Regions from separate parts of the Homo sapiens genome. Here region 2 is linked to region 1. A link is an interaction called in ENCODE POLR2A ChIA-PET data of the cell type or tissue named here. Cell type or tissue: PC-3. All regions are shown on one strand. Links, peaks and the distances in the headings refer to the core of each region. The heading gives the core; the rest is flanking DNA.

Region 1 (10,848 bases), core at 2,631-7,630:
GAAAGAAATTTAACCAAGGTGAAGAAAGGCTTGTACGCTGAAATCTATAAAATGTTGATGAGAGAAATTGTAGAAGATACAAGTAAATAGCATGATATTCTTTGCTCATAGACTGGAAGAATATTGTTAAAATGTTCATATTACCCAAAGTGACATATTGATTCAATGTAATCTCTATCAAAATTCCAATGTCATTTTTCATAGAAATAGAAAAAAGAATCCTAAATTTCATATAGAGCCACAAGAAGCTTTGAATAGCCATGGCAGTCATGAGTAAAAAGAACAAAAATGGAGGCATCACACGACCTGATTCCAAACCACACTGCAAAGCTATAGTAATTAAAACAGCATGGTATTGGCATAAAAAACAGCCACAGTGACCAACGAAACAAAGAGCACAGAAAGAAACCCATGTATGTGCTCAACTGATTTTCAACAAAGGTGCCAAGTATACACAATGGGAAAAAAAGACTCTCTAAAAATGGTGCTAAGAAAATTAGATATCCACATGCAGAAGAATGAAAATGGACCCTTATCTCACAATATTTAAAAAAAAACTCAAAATGAATTAAAGATTTAAACCCAAGAACTGAAACTGTAAAACTACTAGAAGAAAACAGAGGGGGGAAAACTACATAACATTGGTTTAGGCAATGATTTTTTGGATTTGATCCCAAAAGCACAGGCAACAAAAGCAAAAATAGGCCAATGCAATTACAACAAAGAGAAAACAATAAACAAAGTGGCAACCTACAGATTGGGAGAAAATATTTACAAGCTATATATCCAATAAGGAGTTAATGTCCAAAATATATAAGAAACTCAAACAACTCATTAGCAAGAACACAAATAACTCAATTTAAAAATGGGCAAGGGATTTGAATAGACATTTCTAAAAGAAGACAACAAATGACCAACAGATACATGAAAAAATGCTCAAAATCACTAATCATTAGGGAAATACAAATTAAAACCATGATGAAACATTACCTTATGCCTGTAACAATGGCTACTGTCAAAAAGATGAAAGATAACAAAGTGTTGGTGAGGATGTGGAGAAAAGGGAAGCCTTGGACACTGTTGGTAAGAATGTAAATTAGTACAGCCATTATAAAAAACTGAATGGACATTACTCAAAACACTCAAAACAGAATTACCTTATGATCTAGCAATCTCACTTCTGAGTATTTACCCCTAAAATTTGAAGTCAGTTTGCAGAAGAAATATCTACACTCCCTCGTTCACTGTAGCATTGTTCATTTGGCTGGAATTGGAGAACATTATGCTAAGTGAAATAAGCCAGGCACAGAAAGATAAATGTCTCATGCCCTTACTTTACGTGGCATCTAAAACAACTGAACTCAAAGAAGTGACAGTAAAATGGTAGTTACCAGAGTCTGGGGCAACCACCCTTCTACTTTCTATCTCTGAATTTGACTACTCTAAGTACCTCATATAAGTGTAATAGTGTATTTGCCGTTTTTATGACGAGCTTATTTCACTTAGTCTAATGTCCTCCAGATTCATCCATGTTGTAGCATGAAAAGAAATACCCATTTATTATCTCACAGTCTCTGTAGGTCAGAAGTCCAGACACAGGGCAGCTGGTATGGGAATGTGGGGAAGGTTGTGCATGTGTCGGGTAAAGGGGTATATGAGAGCTGTCTATACTGTCCACTCAATTTTGCTGTGAACCTAAAACTGGTATAAAAAATACCATGTGACCTATGGTATTCTCTACATTGAGCTGCTATCTGTAGAATCTTTTCCTTGATGACTTTTTTCCTTTATGATCTCTCATGTTAGCATGACTTCAAGCTAACATTATCTACACTAGGCAAGCAAGGTGAATCTTATTTCTAAAAACTCCTCAGAAATAGTACTTTGTACAAAGGCAAACAACCAACGCACTGATATGAGCTCTAACCATTCATTCACCATGTCCTGTAGAGACTGATGTATCTTTTGAAAGACTTTTCAAAAATGCAATAACCCTTGAGTTAACTAGATATCTTAAAATCGAAGGCTAGAGATTGGGAGAGTTCGCTTCTATAATTTGCATCTGCTGTATATTTGAGAATATATAAAATACAAGAACCCAAATAGATGGGTGAAACTCTTAAAATGTTAAAATCGTAGCTAGAAGTTAGAAACCTGTGTAAGCCATATTAAAGAGATAAAGTAAGTACAGCATTTCTCTATGAACATAGATGAAAAAGGATGGAAAGACACTAGATATTCAAGATACACTACATATACATGAGGTATCAAATATCCAAGATACATTAAATATATCTGAGGCATATAAAATACTACCCAATATCCATAAAATCTTATTCAGCCACCCATTGGTGACACCCATTCTGGCTCCATGTATCCTCTGCCCAAGAAAGGCAAATAAAATACATTGTAGCTCAGCAGGCAAACTGATGGACTACAGCTGTGGCCAAGTGCATTTGCGCTGGCCTTACTCTAATAAAGTGTGTCAATTGTGCATCTGTTGGGTCCCCTTGCATAAACCTCATTTCTAGTCTCTGTAAGCACACCATCAGCAAAGGAGAGCTGATGTGGAAAAGAGAAAGACAAGACATAAACATTGCACAGCCCAGGATTTAGGTAGTGTGGTCCTTCCACCCACTTACATTGTATTCACATGTTAACCTACCCTCAACTCTCTCCCCTTGCCTCCCACTGTGTGTTTTAACTATCTTTACTAAACTATATGATTCAAGCATCCCAATGTGGTGTCACTTTTTTGTCCCATGACCTCTGGGATAAGTATATTTGGAGACTACCACTGCATCAAGTTAACGTCCCTCCTGACACCACACAAATCATCTAAATTCAAAAGGTGCCAATATGAAACTGTCAGCCAAAAAGGAAAATCAATTGGTTGCTATTATGAAGATTAACTGGGTAGATATTAAAGATTGTAACCAAGATGAAACAACTAGAACCTCCAAGTTTTTCTAGTCCATATCAAGCTCAAAAATTGCTTTAATATGTAAAATGTACAGTAAATTAATCATAAGTTATATTTAACTAATTTGTCTGTCATTTCCCAAAAGTGCTTCCTATATTTATCCTTACATCCATGAAAAATAGTTTAGAACTAAGGGGGTGGGGGGAGCACAGGGAGTTAGGATGAATTCAGCTTCTAAATTTGCTACTTGATCCCTGCCTGCTATGGTTTGAATGTCCCCTCCCAAAGTCATGTTAAAATGTAATTGTCATTGTAACAGTATTAACAGGTGCAGCATTTAAGAGACCATTAGGCCAGAAAGGTTCTGTCCTCATGGATGGGTTTAATGCCTTTAAAAAATAAAGGAGCTTTTTCTTTCTGTGTCACTTGCCCTTTCACCTTTCACCTCGAGATGATGGAGCAAGAAGGCCCTTACTAGATGCTGGCAACTTGATACTTGGACTTCTTAGTCTCCAGAATTGTGAGAAATAAATTTATTTTCTTTCTGTCCAGTCTGTGGTATTCTGTTATAGCATCAAAAAATTGACCAAGACACTGCCTTCTCAAACTAAGTTACCTGGACATCCTTGACTCTAGTTTAATCTTAACTTCTCTGCCTTTATTCTCCCTAGATTTTTCACTTAAAAATTATAATACATATACATACATAAACACACACATACACATATACACATACATATGTATGTGTGTGTGTGTGTGTGTATATATTATATATATATATATATATATATATATATATATATATATATATATTTTTTTTTTTTTTTTTTTTTTTTTTTTTTGAGACAGAGTTTCACTCTTATTGCCCAGGCTGGAGTGCATGGCGTGATCTTGGCTCACTGCAACCTCCGCCTCCTGGATTCAAGCAATTCTCCTGCCTCAGCCTCCCAATTAGCAGGGATTACAGGCATGTGCCACCATGTCCGGTTAATTTTGAATTTTTAGTACAGACGGAGTTTCACCATGTTGGCCAGGCTGGTCTTGAACTCCTGACCTCAGGTGATCCACCCTCCTTGGCCTCCCAAAGTGCTGGGATTACAGGCATGAGCCAGCATGCCCAGCCTAATCAATATATTTTTATAAAGCTTTTTTGAAACCAGATGTGATACAAATATATTCATGTTATTTATAGAAAGTACATAAATGACTATATTCATGCACACACACACACACACACACACACACACACAGAGCAAAAAACAACTTGGTTATTAAATTGTTACTTTCCAACTGCCCTACTATTTTCATTCAATTGTTAAAGCAGCTTTTTAACATCCTCTTTCAGAGTAGCTCTTATATCTATCTTCCTAACAGTTTAGCTCATAATCAAAAACAAATGTGAAAAGCAAACATAAATATAGGTATACCAATATGTAGGTATTTTTATATAAGTGCATATTGTTCTAAATAAAAATAATAGGTCAAATTAATATTTATCAGATCAACTATATTTCAAACAGTAGAATACTATTACGAGGATAGCATTGAACTAGAAAATCAGGAGTTCTAAGGCAAATGCTTTCACTAATTAAATGTATGACCTTAGCCATATGAATTGTCTACTCAGAATGTAGTATGTGCCCAGTAAATGTTTGTCAAATGAATAAACAAAGGAACAAACAAAGGAATACTTTTTGTTTAATAACCAAGAGCAGAAGTTCTCAAGAACTACATCTAACCTGAGAGATATACAACCTCTCTACCACATCCCAAAGCCTCAATGGCATAATGATTCTTTCTATTTAACACTGTAGAAAAAAATATTTCTTCAAAAGGCTCAGTTGATCACTTAAAGCAAATTTATATCTATAGAAATTTCAGCCTTCTACACGAGGGGAAAAAAAACACTTTTTAATGTAGCAATTTAGTTTCTCCTTTAGGTTAAGTGCGGTACAGCTTTAAAAATGAGAACCAAAACAAACTAGTAGCACTGCAAATTTCTTAACATACAAATTTAGTGCTGAACAATACTTTAAAAAACTACAGCTAGAGAGTGAACAGGAATGTTTGCATTTTATTCCTCATCTGACATTCAGTGATGAATGTAAAATATGCCCTCAGGGAAAATGGTTTATACATATTACTCATAAAGATGTATTTTTTTTTAAGTCGAAGTCTGTATTGTATGAATAAAAAGATCCAACTTGTTACTTTGGCACCAGAGAGTCTCTTTTCAAAATGATTTAATAGAAAAGTTTCTATTCTCTTTATATGGACAGAAACTTCTCTGTCCATATAAAGAGTTTAGAAACTCTTCTACCCATAAAAATGAATTTCAGAGAGTTCTAAAGCAATGCTGCTACTACTTAAATAACAACAGAGTCAAAATCAAATTTATCTTAGTGGAAGAATGGCATTCCTCCTAGTTACCATAAACTATTGGTCTGAAAGAATGTGGGGAAAAAAACTAGATGAACAACGTTCTCACTCTTACCCTTAAACAAATGCTGCAGTTTACATCAAAAGAATATTAGTTTTTACTCAGTGAAAGAGTAAAGTTTTGAGTAAATCACCCATTCCAATTATCTAGTACAGGAAGAAAACTGGCCATTAAATATAAGGGGGAAGAAATGACCACTAAAATGTATGGTTTGAAAAACTTTAGACATATATTTTTCTTTTTTAGAGATAGGGTCTTGCTATTGGCCAAGCTGGAGTGCAGTGGTGTGATCACAGCTCACTGCAGCCTCAAACTTCTGGGCTCAAGCGATCCTCCCATCTCAGCCTCCTAAGTAGCTGGGACTCACAACACCACACCTGGCTGATATTTTTTGTTTTGTTTTTTTAAACACTGGGTCTCTCTATGTTACCCAGGCTGGTCTTGAACATCTGGCCTCAAGTGATCCTCCTATCTCAGCCTCCCAAATTGCTGGGATTATAGGCTTCTGCACTGGGCCTAGACTTCTACCATATGTTTCTTTCTTTCTTTTTGATTTTTAGTAGAGATGAGGTTTCACCATGTTGCCCAACCTGATGTCAAACTCCTGAGCTCAGGCAATCCACCCACCTTGGCCTCCCAAAGTGCTGGGATTACAGGTGTGAGTCACCGCACCTGGCCCTTATCCTATGTTTCTTTTATGAAACTCTGCAACCAGTCTTTACATTACATTTTCACACATGCCAAGCTAAACTCTGTGATTATGAAAATATTTTCTGTGCCTTTGCTAATACATGTCTCCTTGGTCCAGAATATTATATTCCTCACTCCCACATCTACCAGTAGAAATCTATCCACCTTTCTTTAATACCCACTGAAATATCAACCACCTCCTCTAGGAAACTCCTCTGCTTCATTCAATCACATGTGATCTCTTCCTACTCTTAATTCCATTATCATTCTTCTTAATCTCTCTAATGATTACAAATTTTGTCAAATAATGCAAGGATGTGTACACTTATTTTATACCACAACCCAAACTGAAATCTTCTTGAAGAGACAGTAACTTGTTTATTTTTGAATCTTTAACAGGACTTAGTGCAGTCCTCCGCACAAAGTATGTACTCAATAATGATTTCTTCAATGGATTAAGTAAATAAAAATAAATGTGAAGTAAAGTTATGAGATTTCTCAGGAAGATCTTAAATATAATATAAGCAAGGCTCTCAATATAAATATTTTGGTATTTTAAAGAAATTCAACTAAAGATATTTAAAGTTCTTTCTCAATACAAAATAAGTATTAGTATATGGAATTAGGCTGTATTGCTCTACGGGAAATCACAGGAATTTTAGTTTGCAGTTCTAAAATACCTCTAACTTCAAAGGCAGTAAGAAAGACTTGGAACAATAAGAGTTAGTCTCCATCCATTCGTGTGTTTATTCATCAAGCATTTATGGAAAGATTATTATGTGCAGTTGTGATGCCTTTGCTACCTAAATTTCATAAATATCATTTCACTTCTATTAATATTTTCATATGCCATAGTCACAAATCTTTATTCTAATGGTTCTTCCTAACCTTTTTCTTACCCTGATAAATTAACCCCTGTGATAAAAAGTTTATGATAGCCCCTAAGATTCCTACTCCCTATATACAACCTGCATAAACTTCTCCCCGTTGTGAGATAAAAATAAGACTTTACTTCCATGATTAGATTATATTATGTAGTAAAGATGAGGGGATTTTATGAACGTAATTAAGGTCTACCTCAATTGATTCTGAGTTAATCAAAAGGGAGATTATCTTGGGTGGACCTGACTTAATCAGGTAAAAGTCCTTAAAAGATACAATGCACCCCTACAGAAGAGACACCTTTGTTGGCTTTGAAGAAGGAAAAAAAAAAGTAGTAGTAGTAATAAGCTGCCACGTTGTTGAGAGGGCGATATGACTAGGACCTGAATGCAACCTTTAAGACCTAAGAGTCATCCTTAGCCAACAGCCCGCAAAAGACTGGGTATCTCACTCAGTCCTACGACTACAAGGGATAAATTCTGCAAACAAACTGAGGGACCCTGGAAGCTAATCTTTCCCCAGTCAAGCCTTTAGTGAGACCACAACCCCAGTTGACTCTGCTGGGAGCCTTGTAATACACTGAGAAGAAAAACCCAGATAAGCCATGCCCAGACTCCTGACCCACAGAAAGAGTAAGATGATAAATGTGTACTGTTTTACGGTGCTAATTTTGTGGTAATTTGTTATGCAGCAACATAGAACTAATACAACCCATCTAATTATATTTCAATCCTGGTTCCTCATGTCCCCCTGAAATGAATTCTAATGTAGGCTTTCTGTCTTCTGCATGGTCAGTATCAAACCCCTCTGAAATGAAAACTAGATGGCATAATATTAATACATTTAATAACTGTAGTCACTGTACTATGTGAGAATTGACAACGGTACTGACAAAAGATTATAATAATGTGCTAGTTTGCTCTTATGACTAGATTCTGAAACTCAGTAGCAAATTTATTTTTGCCAATTTTATTGGACTTCTGATTTCAGCTCCAATATGTAAAGAACTGGAAGTCATCACACCTGTTTTACAACAGAAAAAAGTTAAACAAACTAAAAATCAATTACTTTTCTGGGATCCATCTGAGAACTGAGGTCACAAGGCAAACTGCCACCCTGAAATCTGGAGAGACAGGTAAATACAGAGAATCAAGATATGCTTACTGGGACAGCGGCCACTAAAACATAAATTGACAGAAATAGTTAAAAGATAATATTGATGAATTGCTGGAGATAAAATGTGAACTAGTTTATAAGTGAGAAACTCCTAGGGGCTGCAGTCTTGCCAGGGGGCCCACAATTTTTAAGACATTACCTCTAAAAATCCCACCAGGTTCCCACAGTAAAGAGCCAAGAAAAACCCTACTGTTTCGGGCAGGAGGAGGGAAAAAAACAACCATTTTGAAATACGTTCAACGCATTCTCTAAAACAATGGCCAGTCTGCCAGTAAGGAAGATTTTACCAGATCCTTATCCAACATGAGGGAAGGGATCATTTCCTAAACTGCAGCTCCCTGCCATCTAATCTTATGATATGAATGAAGAGCTCAGAAACACTTGTGAAGGTCACAGGCAAGGGACACAGTCATGCTAAAAGACTGAGACATAATCATAGGATTAGAAGATGCTTCCTGTTCCCCATACCTTACCACCACATCAACAGGGCTCCAGTATAACAGCAGAGGATTACAACAGAGAGAGACAGCTGCAAGGCTCAGATTCTATTTAAGAATAAGTTTTTAGGGACATTGGAGAGTAACTCAAGTCCACATTAAGAATTAATTAAAGAGCACTGGTCAAGATAACTACAAGGTAGTTATAAAAGACAGTATAAAATGTGTTTTAACATAGATACAAAAGACAATATAAAATGTATTCTGTTTTTAATTTTTTTTATCTGATTTGAAAGTCAGTTGCAAAAGGTAATAATTGTAAATCTGTGTTGAGAGACATACAATGTGTAAAGATGTAATTTTTATAATAATGACACAAAGAAGGTAGGATTAAAAAAACAGCTACATAGGATTAAAGCTTCTGCATTCTATTGAAAATTAAATTAGTATTAATCCAAACTACATAAGATGTTAAATATAATTCCTAGGACAACCACTAAGAAAATAACTAAAAAATACACAGTAAAAGAAAAGCCAAGGGAATTAAAGTGACACATTAGAAAAATTTAAATGGCACACTAGAAAATATCTATCTATTAGATTCAAAAGGCAATGATAGAGAAATAGAGGGGGAAAAGGCACCAGATATACAGAAAACAAACAGCAAAGTGGCATTTGTAAACACTACCTTAGCACTAATTACATTAAACGTAAATGGAGTAAACACTCAAGTTAAAAGGCAGAGATAAGCAGAATGAATTTTTCAAATGCTCCAACTATATGCTGTCTATAAGAGACACACTTTAAATTTAGACACAAATAGGTTGAAAGTAAAAGGAATGTTATTCAGCCATAAAAAGGAATAAAGTATTAATTCATCCTATAATGCTGAACATGGAAACATTACACTATGTGAAAAAGCCAGACACAAAAAGTCACATATTGTATGATTCAATTTAGATGAAATGTTCAGAAAAGGCAAATCTATAGAAATAGCAGATTAGTGGATACTAGGGAATAGCAGGTAAGAGTAGGCAGTGACTGTTAATGAGTTAGGAGTTTCTTTTTGGGGTCAGAAAAATATTCTGGAATTAGACAGTGGTGATGATTACACAACTTTGTGAATATACTAAAAATGACTCAATGCAAAAATGCGCAAAGAATTTGAATAGGCATTTCTCTAAAGAAGATGTCTGAATTACTAATAAGCACATGAAAATATACTTAACATCACTAGTCATCAGGGAACTGCAAATCAAAACCACAAGGAGATACTACACTTTATACCCATTTGAAAGGCTATTATCAAAAAAAACATAAAATAACAAGTATTGGCAAAAATGTGGAAAAATTGGAATCCTTGTGCACTGCTGATGGGAATCTAAATTATGCATTGACTATAAAAAAAACAGTTTGGTGGTTCTTCAAAAAGTTAAATTTAGGCTGGGCGTGGTGGTTCACGCCTGTGATCCCAGCACTTTGGGAGGCCGAGGCAGGCAGATCACCTGAGGTCAGGAGTTCAAGACCAGCCTGGCCAACATGGTGAAACCCTGTCTCTACTAAAAATACACAAAAATTAGCCAGACATGTTGGCGGACACCTGTAATCCCAGCTACTCGGGAGGCTAAGGCAGGAGAATCACTGGAACCTGGAAAGCGGAGGTTGCAATGAGCTGAGATGATGCCACTGCACTCCAGCCTGGGTGACAGAGTGAGACTCCATCTCAAAAAAAGAAGTTACATTTAGAATTATCACAAGATCCAGAAATTACATTTCTAGGTATATATCCGAATGAATTGAAAGCAAGGTCACAAATAGATATTTGTACACCAGCGTTCATAGCAGCATTATTCACAACAGGCAAAAGGTAGAAACAATCCAAATACCCATCGACAGATGAATGGATAAGCAAATGTGAGATTATATATATATATATATATATATATATATATATATATATATATATATATATAAAATGAAATATTATTCTGCCATAAAAAGGATTCCGATGTATGCTACAAGATGGACGAACCCTGAAAACATTATGGCTAATGAAATAAATCAGAAACAAAGGACAAATACTGTATGATTCCACTTATATGAAGTAGCTACAATAGCCAAATTCACAGAGACAGAAAGAATACTAGAGGGTAACAGGAAATGGGGAAAAGGAATCTGGGGAGTTATTTTGTGGGAACAGAGTTCTTATTTGGTATGATGAAAGGTTCTGAAAATAGATAGTGGTCTTGGTTGTCTAACATTGTGAATGTACTTAATTGTACACACACAAAAAATGCTAA
Region 2 (9,361 bases), core at 3,382-8,381, 300 kb before region 1:
ATCACAGCGCACGGGATGCCGCCTGGGGATCTGTGTGCACTATCTGCAGGCGCGCGCCTGGCCGAGGGTGCGTGCGCCTCTCCCTGTCTGTGTCTGCCCCGGGAGCCTGTGGCGATGGCCCGCCACAGAAATGTTCATGAGTGAGCAGGAGTGTCGTCTAACCTGCGCTGGCCACTATGTGTGTCCTCTGAGGGTTCCTCCGTAGGTGCAGCTTTAAAGGAGGAAGTTTTAGCCACCGATTAATTCTTTTATATTCACGAATAGTTCAAAATCGTTCTGTGAAACGAAATCTGGAGCCATGGGCTCCGGGCGGGCAGGGTTCCGCACAGCTCTTCGGGTCTGGTTCTTCTTTCCTCAGGCTCCGCGTGGAGCCCTGGGCCTGGCAGACACAAGTTTCTCTCCCTCCCATCCCCAGACCATCGAGAACATCAAGGTGGGGCTGCATGAGAAGGAGCTCTGGAAGAAGTTCCACGAGGCGGGCACCGAGATGATCATCACTAAGGCTGGCAGGTCAGCGCTGGGAGATTTACTTCCGGGGATGGCGGTGGGGAGCAAGGGGGGCCAGGGAGGTCCCTTAGAAGTCCTCTCGGCCCCGGCCTGGTGGCCTGTGGGAGGCCTCTCTGCCTCCTCGGGCGTCAGTGCCACCTCCCTTCGCAGCTTGGGACTGGGCCGCCAAAGCCCGCAGGGGGCCACCGCAGCCGCGCGGGCCTTGCGGGAAAGACCGAGGGGAGGGGCAGCGCTATGCAAATGAATCCAAACAGGGATCGCGACGCTCAAAAGTCCCAGCTCCAGCACTTTTGGCCCCCTGGGGGGCTGCTTTGCCCTCCTCTCTTTGAGGACCTGAGGAGGTTTCTCAGGAATGCATTGATTGGAGACCCAGAGATGCCTCTCAGCAGATGGGGAGAGGGAAATAGACTATGCTGTTCAGTTTTCATACATTTTCGTGAGTGACTCGAACCCCAAGTTTTTCATCCCAGGGGCGCCGCTCTTCTGTTTCCATCCCCATCTCTGGCCAACGGGAAAGCACTACGTTGGGCTCCGTGTGTGTTGTTGGGGGAGCGGCTCTCGGTGGCTGCCAGAAAAGGATGATTTATAAAGTGGAAACATCTTTAAAATGCGCTGGTGTCTGTGGGAGAGAACAGGGAGGAGAGGATGAGAGGAGGAAGACTCACGGCGGGGGTGGGGGTGAGTGAGAGATTCGCTGGGGCTGGTGGGGTGGGGGCAGGAGTGTGGAGGAGAACGGTTATCAGGTGAAGGTGGATTGCTGTAGACAGAGACGCTGGCAAGTTCAGGTTCAGGAACTCCCTCCCCACCCACTCTATCCCCTGCACATACACACACTTGATTTCTGTCCCTGAGGACAGATTAGGTGTGAAAATGTCCCTTTGCCTGGATGTGTCTCATAATTGGGATTTTGAAGGAATAAGATGATGAAGGCTCAAGTGCCAGGAATTTGGAGTCAGACCACGGTGGGTGAGGGCTGCAGTTCCAACTCAGCTACTTTCATCTGTGCAACCTCAGACAAGGTGCTTAATGGTCTCTGCTCCCTCCCCACTCCATCTGTAAAAGAACAGGTCTTGCCTCATACATTGTATGTAAAGCACCAAGTTCCTGTCACATGCAAGCACACAAGAAGTGCTAGCGAATAATATTAGCAATAATTAGAGAAGTGTCTGGCGTCCCACTCAGTATTTTCTTCTACTTTTTAGAGAACTCAGCTCTGCTGAACCACTTAGTGAATGATAGACTATTCAAAGGAAACAAAAAGCCGGCTGGTTTGCTGTGTGCAGCGTATGGGGTGCTGTGGTCCTTCCTCTCTGCTCCCTGGCAGGCCTTATAAAGTTTCCTTTCTTTTGTTGAGGGTGGAGGTCTGGGCACTTGGCCACCCTCAGGCCTTAGCCAGGGAGGTGGCATCACCACTCAGGGCCTCTATCAGGAGAGAAAGTAGGTTTAGTTTAGGGCTTGAGCTTGCTGTATTTTGGGGATGGAGATAGGGAAGGAAGACACATGAAGGGGCTGGCAGAGGGTGCGACATGGAGCAGGCATTGAGGACAGTGGAAGCCAGGTGTCACAGGCCCTGCCTCTTTCTGGCTGAGTGTACTTGGGCAAGTCACAGTCTCCTTGTAGCTCAGTGGTGTCAGGGAAATGGTGACCGTAGACCTATCTGCTGTCCCTTCCTTTTCTATCACTGTGAAACTCAAACCAGGGAATCACGTGGATGATGGTTGGTAAATGGATAATCCACTTGATCAAGTGCGAAGGGGAATGGGGCTATTTCTTGTGCCTGCTAGTGTGGAAAGAAGGTAAGAAAGAGAAAGGTTCAGAACTGCCATTTTTAGGCAGCAGAAATAACCTTGTCTCTTGAAAATAACTGGCCAGCATGTTCTCTGGGCATGTCTGGCCTTTGGCATTTTAAACAAAGGGCATTTTTGTTTGTTTGTTTTCCTCAGTAGTGTTTCCTGCATCTGCATGGGTCCTCCTCCTCCCTCTCCCAACACATACACTTATACACATACTTCCATAGGTGGCCAGCTTCAGGCAGATGTTTGTGCTTGATCCTAGTTGAGGCTTAGAGATGGACCTTAGGGAATTATGATAATATTTCTAAAATGGCTGTGATGATGTTGGCCAATTATGGATCCATCACAGCCTTTCACTTCTCTGGCAGAAAGTTATCCTTGCACTGGGTCTGGTTCTTAAGAAAATCACTAGTCTCATGCCCCCAACCCCTCACCCCTCACAGACCCCATTTCCTCCTTCATAGCTGCCCCCCTCCTTCAGCAACCACTGTATTGCTCTGATCTACGTTACTCAGGCTGTGGTTCTTCAACATCCTGTCCAGTGCCTCTCCCTGCTCCCCAAATTCTGTGTGCCTCTACTGGAACCCTTCTTGGTACACGTCCATTTGTCAGCCTGGGCCCTGCTGCTAAACCTGGAATCATAGCTTCCTAGATGGCTAGAGCTGGAGGAGAACCAAGAGAACGTAAACCAAACCCCAGAGAAGGGAAGTTAGGCAGTTACCAGGTCCACACAGGAAAACAGATGAGACACCCCACCCCCAGAACACAGCCCCTACTTTGATAAGTTCCCTTGATTGCTTTTTTACGGGGTCCTATTCAGTGTGGATTGTGGCTCTGCCCTAGAGACCCTGGCTGATTAGGGACACGATAACTGCCATCTGGCTGGGTAGGAGCAGGCCCTGGAAAAGGGGAGCCAGAATGTTCTCAAGCCAGGTTGAGTTCTCAGATCACAAGTTTCCTTCCTACCTTAGCCCTTTGGGTCCTTGAGAGTCTTGAAGGTTGACAGAGAGAAGAATCCCTTTCACTGGATAGTGACTTTGAACTGCCAAACAATTTGGCCTGGTGGATAAAATGCCAACCACAGTGGGAGCCACCAGTTTCTGAATACTCAGCGACCTCCATGTCAGGTGTGAAATGGGGGCCACAGCCCTCCGCAGCCCGTCTCAGTCTCTTGGGTCTCTGTGTCCAGAGGGTTCGTGCTGATAGCCGCAGACAGCAGATCCCTCTCTTGGCCTCCCCACATCCCTGCCAAGCTTGATACATGTGAGAAACTGCATTTTCTCCCAAACATAGATAAAAGTGAGCTCCACAAAAAAATTTAAATATAAACCTCCCCAAAATGAAAATTGCCTAACTGTCTCACTGCCCTACTCCTAGGTCAGGGTTTTGCCACCAGATAAATCTCCACTATCAGCCTTCATAGCCTGTTGAGTTCAATGTTGCTTGTGTTAGTGACAGTGAATTTGCGTTTGAAAAATGAACTACCGATGAGAACTCCTGTTGAACCTGTATTGTTTGTTATTCTGAGGCAAGGATTTGGCCCGGCTTAATCCGGGGCTTCAAAGCCAATTGCCCTCACTCTGTATACAGAGCGTCAGAGCCCAGTGGCGTGGATGATAAGAGAAGTAAGGGTTGAAGACACTGGGAAAGTGGGTTGGGGAGAGAGTGCTTTGATCTCTTTTTAAAGTATTTTCTGAAAGCAAAAGTCTATCAGAAGGAAGTGCCTTTAAAAAAAATCTAAGAGAAGCAACCGATCTTCCAAAACAACATCCATTCCACACACTCTCACCCCTGCCCCTCCCTCAGGGAAAAGATTTCTTAAATATGCTTTGGGTGAATTAGAAAACTGTGTGTGTATGCCTCTATGTATGTGTGTGAAACGTGGAAATCGATTTATTATCTTCAAAATCAGAACTCACTTGGCTACAGAAGGCTTGGTCTCAGTGTAGGTGGCACCAGCAGCCCCACTCCTAACCCCAGCCTTGGATGCTGGGCCCTGGCCTCTTCCCCGTACACCCAGGATTCCTCCTGAAAAGCCCCCACGGACATCAGGGTTGGAGAAACAAAGGGTTTTAAGGGGACCCCTGCCATTTCACTGCTGTAGGGTTCTTTTCAGACTCTGAGCTCCAAGGCGCCTGTGTATGTGTACACACATATATAATTTTTAACCTAAATGTATTGAAGTGGAACATTCCTACAGAAGAGTCCACAGGTCTTAAGGGTGCAGCTTTACAGACTTGCACAAAATAAACACACTCGTGTAACCTTCATCCAGATAAAGAAATAGATCATCACCACCACCGCCCCAGAATCCTTCTTGTGTGCCTGCCCAGTCAGAGCCATCCCCACCTTTGAAACCGCTCTCTAGACTTCTGACCCCTTCTGGCTGGTGTTCCCCTACATTAAGGGAGGGTCCGTGTAGCTGTTCCTGGAGTCCCCAGGGACCTCCGAGAAAGTCGGGGCTGCAGCGGGGTTGGGGCTTGGGGGACCCTCCAGGTGGAGAGAATCTAGGGGTATCCCCTAGTCTCTGTCCCTTTCCCCAGGAAAGGGGCTGAGAGTAAGCGCCTTGAATTTGGCCACCGCTTTGGCCGGGGAGCTCCCGCGGCTCTCGCAGCGCAGCTAGAACTTGCGTGTTCCCTCAGCAGTGAGTTCGCAGTTACGGGTTTGTTGCCAGAATTAAAAAAGCCCCAAACCCTTGCCCCGCGCCCCGCGCGCCTCCAACACCGAGAAACGTCCGAGGAAGCTTATCTTAGCAGTTCATTCTAAAGCCATTTCCGAGTATGAATAGATAAAGGCTCCAGCTCCGCACCCTTTCAGAGCCTGTTTCATGATCAGAGGAGAAGCCCCGGGCTTTCATCTCCTCCCGGGCCGGCGAGCAGGCGGCTTGTTTATTCCCCTGGCGGAGCCGTTTCCGCGTGTGCCGTGGGGAGGGCGGGGGAGCCCCCATCTGTCTGGGGGCGCGGGAGCCCGACGGCGCGAGGGGAACTGGGGGAGCATGGAGAGGGCGCTTGGGGCGCGGAGAGAAGGTGCGGGGCACGTGGAAAGCGTGCCGAGGGGCTGGGAAGAGGGAGGGACAGGAGGACGGGGTGGGAGCAGGGAGAGGGTAGGGGGCATAGGGAGAGGGTGCAGGGAGGGGAGAGGGGGAGCGCGCAAGGAGGGGGCTGGCTGGGGCGGACCCAGAGGTAGAGCGCAGAGTGCCCGGGACAGGCGGGCTTCACCGCCAGCGCTGGTGGCAGGGCCTGCGTGGACACAGGCGGCACACACAGTGTCTTCCTTCTTGGTCACCTCCCCCACCCCAACACACAAACAGGGAGGCGTTGCTTTCCACCGTAGGGTGTTGGTTTTCAGGTACATTCTATGTCATAAATCACAGAAACAATTTACATCTCACTCCATCATTTCAAACCTTTCATGAGAGAGGCAGAGCTCACAGGAAGTCACAGCTCCCAAACCCAGCCTGGCCTCTGTCGCCTGAGGCATGCCACGCTGGGGAACACCCCCAAGTCAGGCGTCTAGGCACCAACTTTAGTCCCTTCAAGAACCCAAGGGCAGATGCCCAAGGGGCCTTGAATTCTCCCCTCGACCTGGGCAGGAAGCCAATGGAGGGGACAGAGGGGGCCTCACTTTCACAGGCAGCCCTTTCCCAACGCTGGGTGGACCCTTCCTCCTTCTGGAGCCACCTAGGCAGGGAAACGGTAGTGCTTAGGGCCCCCCACCCCACCCCAGAGTGGGTTCTGCATGGCTCAGAAGCAGTCCCCCAACTAGACCCTGCCAAGACCTAGACATCTGTTGCATTGAAGGCAATGGAACTCCCTGAGGCAGTTCAGGCCACAGCAGAGGGCTTTTGAACTCCCCATTCAGACCAGACATCCTACGTCCCTGTCCCTCGGCTTCTGAGCGCTGCTGCCTTAGGTAGAGGGGAATTGGTGGGCAGGGGAGGCGAGGCTGGGAGGTACTCCCCTTCCCTGTGCCGACGCCCACATCTCCTTATCAGTCAGGAATCTGGCCTACGATCAGCTTCCAGCAGGGGCCAGGTCCCAAGACACCAGCTGGGGCTGCAGAGAACAGGCTCCTCAAAGGCCTTCCAGAAAGCACTTAGTTAGTGTCAGCCTGGCCCCCTGGGCTGTGGAAATGAAGCCCAGCAGGGAGAAGGAGAGGGGAAGGCCAGGGCCCCTTAGCCTCCTCTCAGCCTAGGCTATGACGCGTGCCAAAGTGGCAGTGAGCCCTTCGCTCCTGGCCCCCTATGTGGACACTGGCCCTGGAGGGAAGCCATGGCTGCCCTCTGCTGTTGCCACCTGGAATGATGACAGGAAACAAGCTGAGTGCAGGCCCCCGGTGCCAGGCCAGCCCAAGTATGGCCAGGGCTGCCCCATTTTGTGGCTGTTTCTGTGGCAGTTACAAAATGGTGGCCTGCAGGGGGCGGGATTCTTGGCCTTACCCCAGGGAAGGGGGAGGTGAGGCAGCTGCTGCCCTCCCTGCTTCAGCTGTTGGCCCACCAGGAGAGAGGCAGGGCCGGGAAAGGGTGGTGCAAGATCCAGCTGCGCCCCCAGGCCCCATAGGGGGGCTGGTAAGCAGGAGGCAGGGTTGGGTTCCTGAGCCCCTCACTTCCCCCATTCCTGGAGAGGGGGTGGGGTGGGTATTTGAAAATGCTTTCAATTGACATCTGAGACAAATTCTTCCACAAGGTTTATAAGTCCCTAGACTTGCAGCTAGAACTTCCCTCCTCCCTCCAGGCACGCACACATCCACACATGCGCACTTGCACACCGCTCACATGCGCCTGGGCACACACACCCCACATCCCCACGTCCCCGCCCTGCAGTGCTTGCACAGGCCTCTCCTCCAGCAAGAGAGGGGCACAGGCGGGGCTGGGTGGGGCGTGGGCTGGCAAGGAAGTGAACCCTCCACCTCGGTCGGGGTCCTCGCCTGGGCTTAGGGCCCGCCAGCTTATAGAGGCCTTGATCCTTTCTGGAAGCCCTGTTCTGTCCAGGTAAGCTGGTGCCCCTGGTGACAAAATAGGGGCCTCTGATCAGCTGTTTGTGGCATCTTGGACAGCTTCTCCAGGGTCCCGTACTGTCTTGGGTTAGTGAGAGGCAGAGAACCACCTGATGGTTGTCCCAGAGTGGACCAGCCGGGCAGTGGCACAGCTCAGTGGGGCTTAGTGTCTTCACTGTGTCTTCAGCTAGGTTTGGATCCTGTTTCTCTTGGGGAACACCTTTGTGGAAGATCAGCTGGGGTGGGGGATGGAGTCTGAGGAGGATCGTGGGAAGTTCCGTTCTTCCCTCTGGTGAAGTCAGGGACCTAGTGACTAGGGGAGGGAGCTGTGCCCAGAGCGTTTGTGTATGCGCTGTGCTGTTGTGTGTGCGTATGTGCTGAGGGGTGTGCGGAAGCCCCCTCTAGAATGTGCCTCGAACCTCAGGGCCCTTGACAGCCTCAGCATGGGCTGCAGGAAATGACAAACTTTCTGGGTTTTGGTGAATCCATTTTCACAGAAGTAGGTCATACCACTTCTCCATTTACTTTGCTGAGGGAGGAGTGCAGCAGGGGTCCGTGGTAATTCACGCAGCAATCTATGAGATAGGTGGTAATGTTATCCTCATTTTAGAGATAAGGAAACCAAGGCACAGAGAGGTTCAAGCAAGTTGCCTAAGGCTTATCAGTGGGGTCCAGGCTGTGACCATGGCAGGTGGTTTCAGAATCCATGCCCTCTCTTATCCATGAGGCTCCTGGACCGACTTTCCCCTGATACTCAGGGTGCACAGGTCCAGGTGAGGTGTTCACAGGGAGAAGTACCCCCGATAGACACACTGGAAGAACCCAAACCTAGCAGGGTTTTGGACAGCAGTCTCCTGTTTTCCTGCAAGCTGGTTTTAGGCCTAAGGATTTCCACAGAGGCATGACCCAGAGGAGGCAGCTCATTATTTATGGAAGCAGCTGACGGGGGTTTCCGTCCCCCTATAACTGCACCCCAGAACTTCACTTGTGTGTGGGCTGGCAAAGGACAGGAGGGAAATTAAGGCAGCAAGGTTGGCGTCAGAATCTGCTCCCACAATCCTGACTGGGGTCTCTGTGCTTCAGCTGCTCATGGGCACTAGCCCCAAGTCTTAGGGGATTATGGGGGAGGGGATAAGTGAATTTGGGAAATGGTGTAAACTCTCCTCCTAGACACAGACTGATAGCTGCAGGGGCTCAGAGACAGCAGCCAGTGCCACCTTTTCACTGTGCAGCTCGGGCAGAGGGGGAAGTGAGTTGTGCAGGTCACACAGCTGTGACCAATGCCAGGATCGCTGGCCAAAAGGGCAGCATCTGTTAGCGGCCTTCTGCCCCCTTGCTCACTCTGTTCCATCTCTCCTGGTGCTCTGTCCACACGCTCCGCCTCACCCCTCGGCTCCCCCAGGAGGATGTTCCCCAGCTACAAGGTAAAAGTCACAGGCATGAACCCCAAGACCAAGTATATCCTGCTGATTGACATTGTCCCTGCCGATGACCATCGCTACAAGTTCTGTGACAACAAATGGTAAGTGGACCCTGACCGCATCACCCACGTTCCCTCAACTGCCCACTTGCCACGCCCCCACCTAGTGTTTTGTCCGGGGGATTTCTTAGCTACCTGAGTGACTGCCCAGGTCTGCAGGCTGGAGTCCACTGCCTGGAACTGGCTGTGCGGAGGCTGAGGTGGTCAGCGAATGTCTGCATGCCTGCTTCAGGTGGGGCTGGGTTTGGGCTGAAAAGCAGCTGCGTGTTTGGGAGTTTGGTGGATCGCAAGGGTCTGTACTCTCCTTATGGCCGTGGGTAGTCAGGACTTGGTAACTATGCTGTCAGGTGACAGACAAATCATTAACACTGGCCAGATTTAGACTGTCAGTGCTTCACTGTGGGGAAGATGGGAGCAGTTCTCTTGGGGACTTTAAGGGCAAGCCATTACCTGCTGTGTGGGGGCACTCGCCTGTTTCTCCATGTTCTCCTTGGCTTCAGGCCCCTCCAGCCATCCAGACGAAGTGAGGCTCCACCAGGGGGTTGGTGGATGGGACCCTTTGGCAAGGGGCTGGGAGACATAGAGA

What was found. Peaks named below come from ENCODE experiments on the same cell type or tissue, not always from the same donor. Only the 100,000 strongest peaks of a DNase experiment are listed, where the experiment ranks them.
Region 2: POLR2A ChIA-PET joins it to region 1 with 10 read pairs; 1 of 35 experiments calls an interaction of 5 or more read pairs at or near these places.

The regions. Positions count from the first base shown.
Region 1 is chr17:61,761,689-61,772,536 of GRCh38, forward strand. All of the region lies in intron 14 of BRIP1 (BRCA1 interacting DNA helicase 1), which reads right to left. Among named protein-coding and RNA genes, the nearest start is that of BRIP1, 96 kb to the right of the region's middle. In PC-3, for the core only: no CTCF peak of the experiment used is centred there; a DNase peak (open chromatin) is centred at 5,023; H3K27ac peaks cover 412 bases.
Region 2 is chr17:61,457,122-61,466,482 of GRCh38, forward strand. TBX4 (T-box transcription factor 4) reads left to right here. Exons shown (of 9, transcript NM_001321120.2): 3 at 416-510; 4 at 8,698-8,817. It overlaps LOC124904042 (a long non-coding RNA gene), which reads right to left and starts at 3,721. Exons shown (of 2, transcript XR_007065872.1): 1 at 3,267-3,721; 2 at 1-1,126. RefSeq lists enhancers at 5,334-5,996, 6,660-7,321. In PC-3, for the core only: a CTCF peak has its summit at 6,681 (motif pointing right); no DNase peak of the experiment used is centred there; H3K4me3 peaks cover 857 bases.